2 separate regions of the Homo sapiens genome follow, and region 1 is linked to region 2. The links are chromatin loops, found by intact Hi-C in ENCODE. Cell type or tissue: Caco-2. All regions are shown on one strand. Each heading gives the region's core, and the rest is flanking DNA. Links, peaks and the distances in the headings are about the cores only. Region 1 has its middle 250 kb from the start of MIR4454. Region 2 has its middle 60 kb from the start of MIR4454.

Region 1 (4,408 bases), core at 225-4,224, 190 kb before region 2:
TTTCAAAAGTACCATTAAATGATTTTTTGACAGATCCTTCCCCTTTCCTTCAACTGCAAGGAGGTCACGATGATTGCTGTGTTATCTATGTGCCTTTGTGTGGGAAAATTCAGAGAATGTGTGACTGTAAGAATGCCTGACTGTAAGTGCATATGTGTATAGAGGTTTATGTCTGTGAGATCTATATATACATATATATCTCCATATATTATATATAATATATATACACACATATGAATAGGAAAACCTTTAGAGAAATGTGAAGTGCATGAATACATTTTAATAGGTTTTCCGAACTAAAATAGAGTATACTTTAGCTCTCATTTATATATAAGTACTTTTTAATTAAGTCGTATAATGCTTCTAAAAATAATTCTTTATTTTTATTTTGTTGTTAATGTCAAACTCTTTTTCTACCTCCTGAATTTCACTTCATTTCTTCTAGTTACAAAATATCCCCTGCAGATCTGCGTTTTTCTCATGAAATTAAATACTTTTATGTGCTCCAGAATTTACAAATTATTAGTTATAAAACTGAGAAAACAAGCAAAAGAACAAGACATAGTACATAAACAACTTCCCCTCTAAAAAGTGTCACGATTGAACAAACTACGAAGTATAATTTGTTAAATAAGGTATTTAGATCTTAGTGTCACTGTACAAAGAGATTTACCTAATATTTTACTTGAACAAACTATCGGAATGTTTCTCAGAATTCCCAAACCATATTTACATAGGGTCAGTATTCATCAATTGCTTGTTGAGTCTGTGAAGAAGGAGGAGTAAAAAAGAAAAAGAAAAAAATTGTTTGTTGCATTTTATTGCAAGCATAGAATAAATAATAAGCACAAACACACGTAATTGAAGTAACAGCACTTCACATAGAAAATAAAAGCATACTCTGGCATTGTAACCTAATACAACTCTTTGGGTTGCATCCTTAGAAATATTATTTGGGATTCACTGATACTCCTCTACTTTAAGAGTTAAAGATCTGTCTTAGAATATTTTCTAAGAAATTATTAACATTTGGGAACCTTGAGATCAGTTATTGTATAGCCTTCATCAGTGCTGAAATCTTTTCTCGATTGAAATCTTACCCAGAATCGTAAACAAACACAAATCTGTTCTATCTGAAGTGGTATAGGGGGCCTGGAATACTGTCAAATACACACTGCATCACCCTTTCCACATCAGTCACCAATAAGACAGATCTTCTAAAGGATCAAAAAGCAAAACAAAGACAAACAAAACCCTCCGGATTTAGTAAAGCTCTGTTTGAAAATCCATTGAGCTAGGACAGCCTCCCGATGGTACTGTGGTTTCACAAATGGAGATGTGAAATCCAGAGAATACAAGTCTAAAGCCACAACCAATTAATGTCAACATAGGGATTACAGGCCCAGTTTTTGTATTCCTATCTCAGTCCTTTTTAATTTAATTTAAATCTTATTTAAATTTCAATTCTCTATGTGTATATATTATATGGATGTTCATTTATTTATAAATATAGTTAACAAATATTACCCACTAAGAATAAGTATCTCTTCTTGATTTTGTTGTACTTGCTGCAATAAAGAACTTACTTTACACAGTAATAAAGTGCATTGAGTTAAAAGGTAAATTCAGTAGGCCGGGCACAGTGGCTCACGCCCGTAATCCCAGCACTTTGGGAGGCCAAGGCAGGTGGATCACCCGAGTCCGGGAGTTTGAGACCAGCCTGACCAACAGGGAGAAACCATGTCTCTACTAAAAATACAAAATTAGCCGGGAGTGGTGGCGCATGCCTGTAATCCCACCCACTAAGGAAGGCTGAGGCAGGAGAATCGCTTGAACCCGGGAGGCAGAGTTTGTGGTGAGCCAAGATCACGCCATTGCACTCCAGCCTGGGCAACAAGAGCAAAACTCTGTGTCAAAAAAAAAAAAAAAAAAAAGATACATTCAGTAGTAAAACTAATCATTATGTTGTTACCTGCCTTTCCCGTTTCTCCCCTTCCCTTTCTGGTCCTTGCTTGATACTAAATCTTCTGGAATAACTCCCAACTTCTGGGACAGCTCCACAATTTCTATATAAGACAGTCATCAGGTTGGCAGGCTTTATGAAACTGGTGGTGCGAATGGCCAAGAAAGTGTTTTATTTAGATTTTAGTTCTATTATAGAATGCTTGGAGAGAAGACTGATGAAGACTATGGGGGTAGTGGACTTTAGCAATTCGACTCTTGAATCCTCTAATCTTTAATCATGCTACAACAATTGCTACTCTTCACGGAAATTCTCTCTCCCAATTTCAATTTTTATTATATTCCCAATTCTACATAGTTTAGCCCTAATCCTTGGCTACTTGACTCTAACATGCCTTTCTTTCAATCCTTTACACTATGTGACAAGGCGCCCTTTCCTATAAAACTAAGGTAATCAATATATTCAGTTGTTTACATACCTACTTTATTTACCTCTTCAGCTTTACTGAAACTTCTTCCCATTGACATTACTTCCTTTTAGAACTCTCTGAAGGGAAACATTTACATTTTTAATTTTTGTTTTTTTACTTTTTTGCTGCTCCTTGTAGAGCAGGGCTAACCCACAGGCAGTGTGCCCAGAGCCAGTCCATTTATCATTTGTTCTACATATTTCAACAACAGAAAACAAAATAATTCTAGATCAGATTTTCCATTGTGAGATATAGGAATTACTCATGTATACTTTAATATATATATAATTTAAATAATTATTTTAACAAAAACAATAATGCCCTCCCCAGCTCAAGAAACAGAACATTGCCAGAAACTCCCCATACGTCTCTCCTGATTCATACCTACAGGCAGCCACTATCCCTAAAACCAAGGAAACTAACATTCTTGAACCATTTCAAGTTGCATTCATGGATTGAGAATCTTTGAACCATATGTGTGATCATTTGAGCTGGAAATCAAGGAGAGAACTGTCTCATGGTTACATCTCAGTGATTTTTTACTTTAACACTCCCCTTAGCACTCCAGGTTTTCTCTTTCAATGAATAACTAAGGAGCTCTTTGATGCTTTTTTCCTCTAAGGTCTTACCCAGATTTTTTGGTTCCTTTTTGTGGAAAAGTTGATGTAAATAACCTAGCCAACTGTATTTCAAGAAGGGTAAACCGTTATTGATCTATCCATCACTGACTTTTGATGACATCTACTCCGCACACTTATATTCTGTCATAGTTGTTAGTTAGGGTCTTCATGGAAGGGTAGGGATATCTGTAATTCTAATGAGAGTAGAAAATTTTAACAATCACAAAATATGTGATATTGATTGAGTGAAAAGATTGCTAAGCTGTGTGGGAAAAAATAATGAAGTAAGGAGTCTAAATTTGTTTTGGAACCTAATAAGTAAGGAGGTTTTTCTCCAGCAATACTGGCAACTCATAATTGATGCTTGAAATTCGAAGGCATAGTTTACCCCAAGCAGATGACTGACAAGTCAGTTACATTAGAAAAACATAAGATTAAGAAATGAAAATATCACTCCTGCATAGGTCTATGTTAGTAAGTCAGGAAAACGAAATCAAAAAGACACTGACAGACTATGAATAGGAGAGATTCAAAAGCCAAACATCAAAGAGAAAATTTAATAGTAACAAGTATTTGAAAAATACTGAAGGAAAAGAAAGATGTTTAAAGTTTATAATCCTGTAGAAAATGTAGATTCATATTTAACAGAAAACAAAAAGGCATTGTGACTAAATAAAGAAATAGATAAAGATTATTGCAGTAGGAAGGCTGAAGTTCTATAAAGACAATTTGTTTTTAATGATAGCATTAAAAATTATGATTATAACTAAAAAGTTATAATCAAAAATTAATATTTTGATAAAATTTCAGATGTCTTATGTACTATATGCTCAATTTAAAAAATTGTTTTGGCAGAATGTTGCTTTGTACTATTCAAGCATTTTAATCCTGAACCAAAATATAGATTTATTCATCTTCACTGTAGGAATATATAGTAGACACAGCATTATGCAGGTACCTTTATCATATAGGTATTCTCAAGAATTCCTCAAAGGCTAATTGTATTCTGTCAGTATTTTCCAAAATGAGGCAAATATATATGAAATGTATACCTCATGTATAAAAAGGTAGGCTATTAACACTGGTATATGGATAGGACTTATACAAATTTTAATTTTTATTGATTTAATGTGTATTAAAAAAGACTGGTACCTCAAATCTGTAATTCCATTGCTTACGTTAAGTCTACATGCATTTAAGTAGAAATATTGAATCTATATAAATAAAAAATATTAAGTAAACAATATTACAGTTCAAATGCAGGTACGCAATAATCATGAAAGCAGTAACTGACTAAATTAAGTTTGAAAAATATTGAATTATATCAGAATGCCTTTTAAAAAGTCATCTTGCTCT
Region 2 (4,408 bases), core at 201-4,200:
GTTACTACTTTATCATATTCCCAGTTGCCCAAGATGAAAAGTGAGAAGTAATCCTCTGTTCTTCTGTTCACTCCACGTTAAATCAGTCAACATTCCCTCCATACTTCTATCTCCTTAACATCTAATGTCAATGACCATTTCTTTCTGTCTTCGCAACCACTGTAGTATTTCAGGATCTTGTCATCCCTCACAAAACTATAATAATAATATGTTGTATTTAAAGGAATCTGCTATATGAGATTGACCTCAAAATCTCAGTGGCTTGACACAACAGAAATTTACTTTTCACCCACAAAATGTCCAAATAGTTTTTGTAATGTCACAGGTGGTTCTCCTTCAAATAATGACTGAACAACCCAGGCAACATCCATCTAGCGGTTCTATCATATCACATATTGCTTCCTACAAGTAAAGAACGTGCAGAATTACATGTTGATGGGTTTTGTGCAGCAGGCCTGGACATAACACATTTCACTTCTATCTACTTCCCTTTGGCTGGAACTCATTTATATGGTTTTATCCACCTTAAAAAGAGGCTAGAATATAATCTAGTGTGTGTTTGAGAGAAAGAGAAAATGGGTTTGGTGAACATCTAACAGTCTCTGTTTCAATGTTTTAGCTGATCTTTTTGCTAGCAGGAATGGCCACCGACATCAGAATAATCTATCTAAGGCACAAATTCAATCTATTGCCTTGCATAAAACCTTTCCATTACTTTGCAATGATTGAAAATAAAACCAAAGTTTTTCACAAGATGGACAAATGATTTCATGTGAAGACAACCTATTCTTCAGTCACACTGTGTTACTTTCAGTTCCATGAAAATAACACAGTCTCTCGCCTGTTCTGTTGCCATAGCCAGCCCTGTACTATTGTTCCTTCATTGACTGCTTACTTATCTTTAAAGCTTAATTCAAGCAGCCGCTTGTCTATGAATTTCTTCATTTCTGTTTTAGCAGTCATTTAGAAGTGCCCAGTCTTCCTTTTATTCCATTTATTGTGCACATTCATTTTGCCATGTCAACTACAACACTCTACATACTTACAACCTCTCCTTTCCTAGTACTATTTTATTAACTAGAAATAAGTACAGGGTAGGCATTAATACATAAGATTATTATTTATCAATCCAGCAATAAGGAATACAACCAAGCTGATACTATAATATTGTAGTGACAAAATTCAGCTAATCTTCTAGATGGAACCAACTGACAGAAACCTTCAGAAGACCACATGTAATCCACAATTTTACCAGGCTATTCAGAAAGGGATAGGCTACTTGACTTTCTAGATTCTTACTCCTTATTCATGAAAGTTTGGAAAGGGTGGTACAATAATTCTAGTCATTTCACATAAATTGAACTCTTTCATCAGTGAAAATCATTGACATGTGTTGATCCTAATCCCCAGTGTGACGGTATCAGTTGGTAAGACCTTTTGGCAGTGATAAGTTTGAGATCAGTGTAAGAGTTAAAGAAAGAGGAAAGAAAAACGAAACGCGGCTTAACAGTCAAATACTTTTAGAGACAAAACCCAAGAGGGGCTTCTGATTGATTTCAGTCAGGAGGGCTTTCTTTTACAGACTAAGAGTACATATTGGTTTTAGGGTGAGGGAGCTTATTACAAGCTTGGAATGTTTCTGTGTGGGGGAGAAGTTTTATGGCGGGGTTGGAATGTCTCTGGGCAGAGTGGAGGTTATCTTGGGGATGACATCTTTCTGGCCAGATGGGGGTTATCTCAGGGCTAGCATGTCTCTGGTCCAGGAGGAGTTTGGAGTGTTTATGGTTGGAGCTGTTACATGTGGTTTATGGTCATACTGACCTTAGCCATTAGGCTGATGCCCTTTGGATTTAGGCGGTATTTGATTAAGGTGATTTTTAAAATGACAGTGCTTGTCCAAGATGGTGATACTCCTGCTCTGTCAATCAGTGCCCTTATAAGAGCCTGAAAATACCAGAGTTCCCTGCTTCTGCCAAGTGAGGACACGGCAAAACAGCCGTCTATGAATCAGGAGCAGGTCCTCATCAGACATCAAATCTGTTGGTGCTTCAGTCTTAGACTTCCCAACCTCTAGAACTGTGAGAAATAAATTTCAGTTGTTTGTAAGCCACCCAGTCCATGGTATTTTTTATAGCATCCCCAAATGGACTAAGACAATTTTCTTAAGTATTTACTGTGCTAATTAACAACCAACTAGGGTTAATTACAGGTAGTTACATTAAAGCCTTTGGAGTGAGATCTTCTGACTAGTGTTCAAAGGCTATCAAACCACCCCTAGATTGTCTCTGATTAGGACACCTTAGATAATCCAAATGTCAACTAACTTCCCCTAAGGTAAGGCCTAAGAAGAGTTTTCTTCAAGAATGTGAACCAAAATTTTGGTTATAAGAAAATATATCAGTAAATATTTATACTGCTAAAATAACCAAGCAGTAGCAAAGATTATCTAAAAAAAATTCAGAGAGGGATTCCAGGTTTTGCTTTGCCCAGTCATGATGTGAACACATTCAGCCTAGTTAGCTATCTCACTGAAAGCATCAGTGAAACCTCACATGCTGACCTAAAAAACATAAGATCATTTTAAAACTGTTTTTAGTTCTTAATGATTCTTTCCATGTTTTGGTAAAGAGCAATAGGTTTGCAAAGTCACTTTTGCAACTTGGATTAAATGAGGAAATACACAATTATGGGTGCCTTAATATTCTTTCAATGAGGATTCCATTCTGATTTTTTATTTCCCATAAACATAAAATGTACCAACAATAGAGACAGAACACCACTTTTCTGATAAACCTTCTTTTCCTTATATGAAAGAATGTCTTCTGGCCAGGAGCAGCGGCTCAGATCTGTAATCCAAGCACTTTGGGAGGCCGAGGTAGGCAGATTGTTTGAGCACAGGAGTCCGAGACCAGCCTGGGAAACATGGTGAAATCCCATCTCTATAAAAATATGAAAATTAGCCAGGCGTGGTGGTGCATGCCTGTAGTCCTAGCAACTCAGGAGGCTAAGGTGGGAGGATCACTTGAATCCAGGGTGTTGAGGCTGCAGTAAGCCATGATCACACCAGTGCACTCCAACCTGCGCAACAGAGTGAGACCCTGTCTCAAAAAAGAGAAGAGAGGGGAGGGGAGGGGAGGGGAAAGGGTGGGAAGGGGAAACAAAGAGAAAAGAAAAGAAGAGAAAGAAAAAAAAGAAAAGAGAAAAGAAAGAAAAGAAAAGAAATTCTTCTGCTTCCAGTTGTTAGGATGTGAAAACACAATAATAAGAGAAACCTGGACAAAATAAGAACCATACTTTTCTATGGAGCTAATGAAAAGCAACAAACACCAAAAAACACTTAAAGAATAACATTCTAGAAAGAAGTAAGATTTTCCAGAGATGAGTAGAGAGCCACAGCAGTTCCCATGCCTCTACGCAGCTGCCTCCTCTGAGTACAAACAGAATAGCAGAGCTATCATAGATGAAGCATCCAGGGAATGAAGGAAGCAGCCTTGCCTCAGATGACAGTGTGAGCTGCAGAAACAGACCAAATCTACAAGACCCCTAAATGCAAAATCAAATTGTTTGACCTGACAATTTCAAACTCTAACCCTCCCTTTCAATTTTGTCATATATATGGCAATAAAAAGGGGCAGGTAGCATAATCCTCTACATTCTTATTATGATTGGATTTGACAGCCTGTCAAAGTTGAGAAAAAATTAATCACATAATATTTGACAGTGCAGCCCAACTTTCAAAATGCAGCCAAGATCAAAAGTGCAATGGTACAGAACAGCGGGGCTTGGGCTAAACATAAAGCACTGAGAAATTCCATCTAGTCAAATGGAGGACTATCCTTCAGGACTAATGCCCAAACTATGGATTTAGCCCTTTTCCCTTCCTATCCTGTCATGGGGCCTATTGTAAAGAGTCATGCAATGAAATAACACTGAGATATTAAAGACTTGTGATCAACTAATGCGTTAAGTCTCTGAAGTGCGTTTGCCATAATATCACATCCTGGAAAAATAAACTCTAGTTATTAAACTGAAGACACTACTGCAGGACTGAAAGGGAGATTGATGTGAATGAAGGGATGGAGATAATTTCTTTAAATACCCCAGAAATCCCATTATATAGGCTCACACAGAAGTCTGAACAAGGAACAAAAGTTGGGGAACACAGGTAGTTGGTTTTCAACTTGTTATAAGAAAGAACTTTCTAGTAACATCAAAACCAAATTAATGATAAGAACTATCATTTAATGCATGCTACTATGTGCCTATTACATTCTGTATATAATTTCATTAAATCTTCATAATGACCCTTTGTAAATTGCCTCACATCACCCCTGAAATCCAAAGCCAGACAGTCTGATGCTGGAAGCACTGTTTTGGTAACCATGTCATACTCTCTATACCTCTAATA

The links. Hi-C counts contacts between places; a loop is a spot of excess contacts. Peaks named below come from ENCODE experiments on the same cell type or tissue, not always from the same donor. Only the 100,000 strongest peaks of a DNase experiment are listed, where the experiment ranks them.
Region 1: a loop joins it to region 2, with 2.5 times the contacts of the local background. A loop is called at or near these places in 1 of 110 quality-filtered maps.

The regions. Positions count from the first base shown.
Region 1 is chr4:162,842,618-162,847,025 of GRCh38, forward strand. No RefSeq gene overlaps it. Among named protein-coding and RNA genes, the nearest start is that of MIR4454, 250 kb to the right of the region's middle. In Caco-2, for the core only: no CTCF peak of the experiment used is centred there; no DNase peak of the experiment used is centred there.
Region 2 is chr4:163,031,369-163,035,776 of GRCh38, forward strand. No RefSeq gene overlaps it. Among named protein-coding and RNA genes, the nearest start is that of MIR4454, 60 kb to the right of the region's middle. In Caco-2, for the core only: no CTCF peak of the experiment used is centred there; a DNase peak (open chromatin) is centred at 1,703.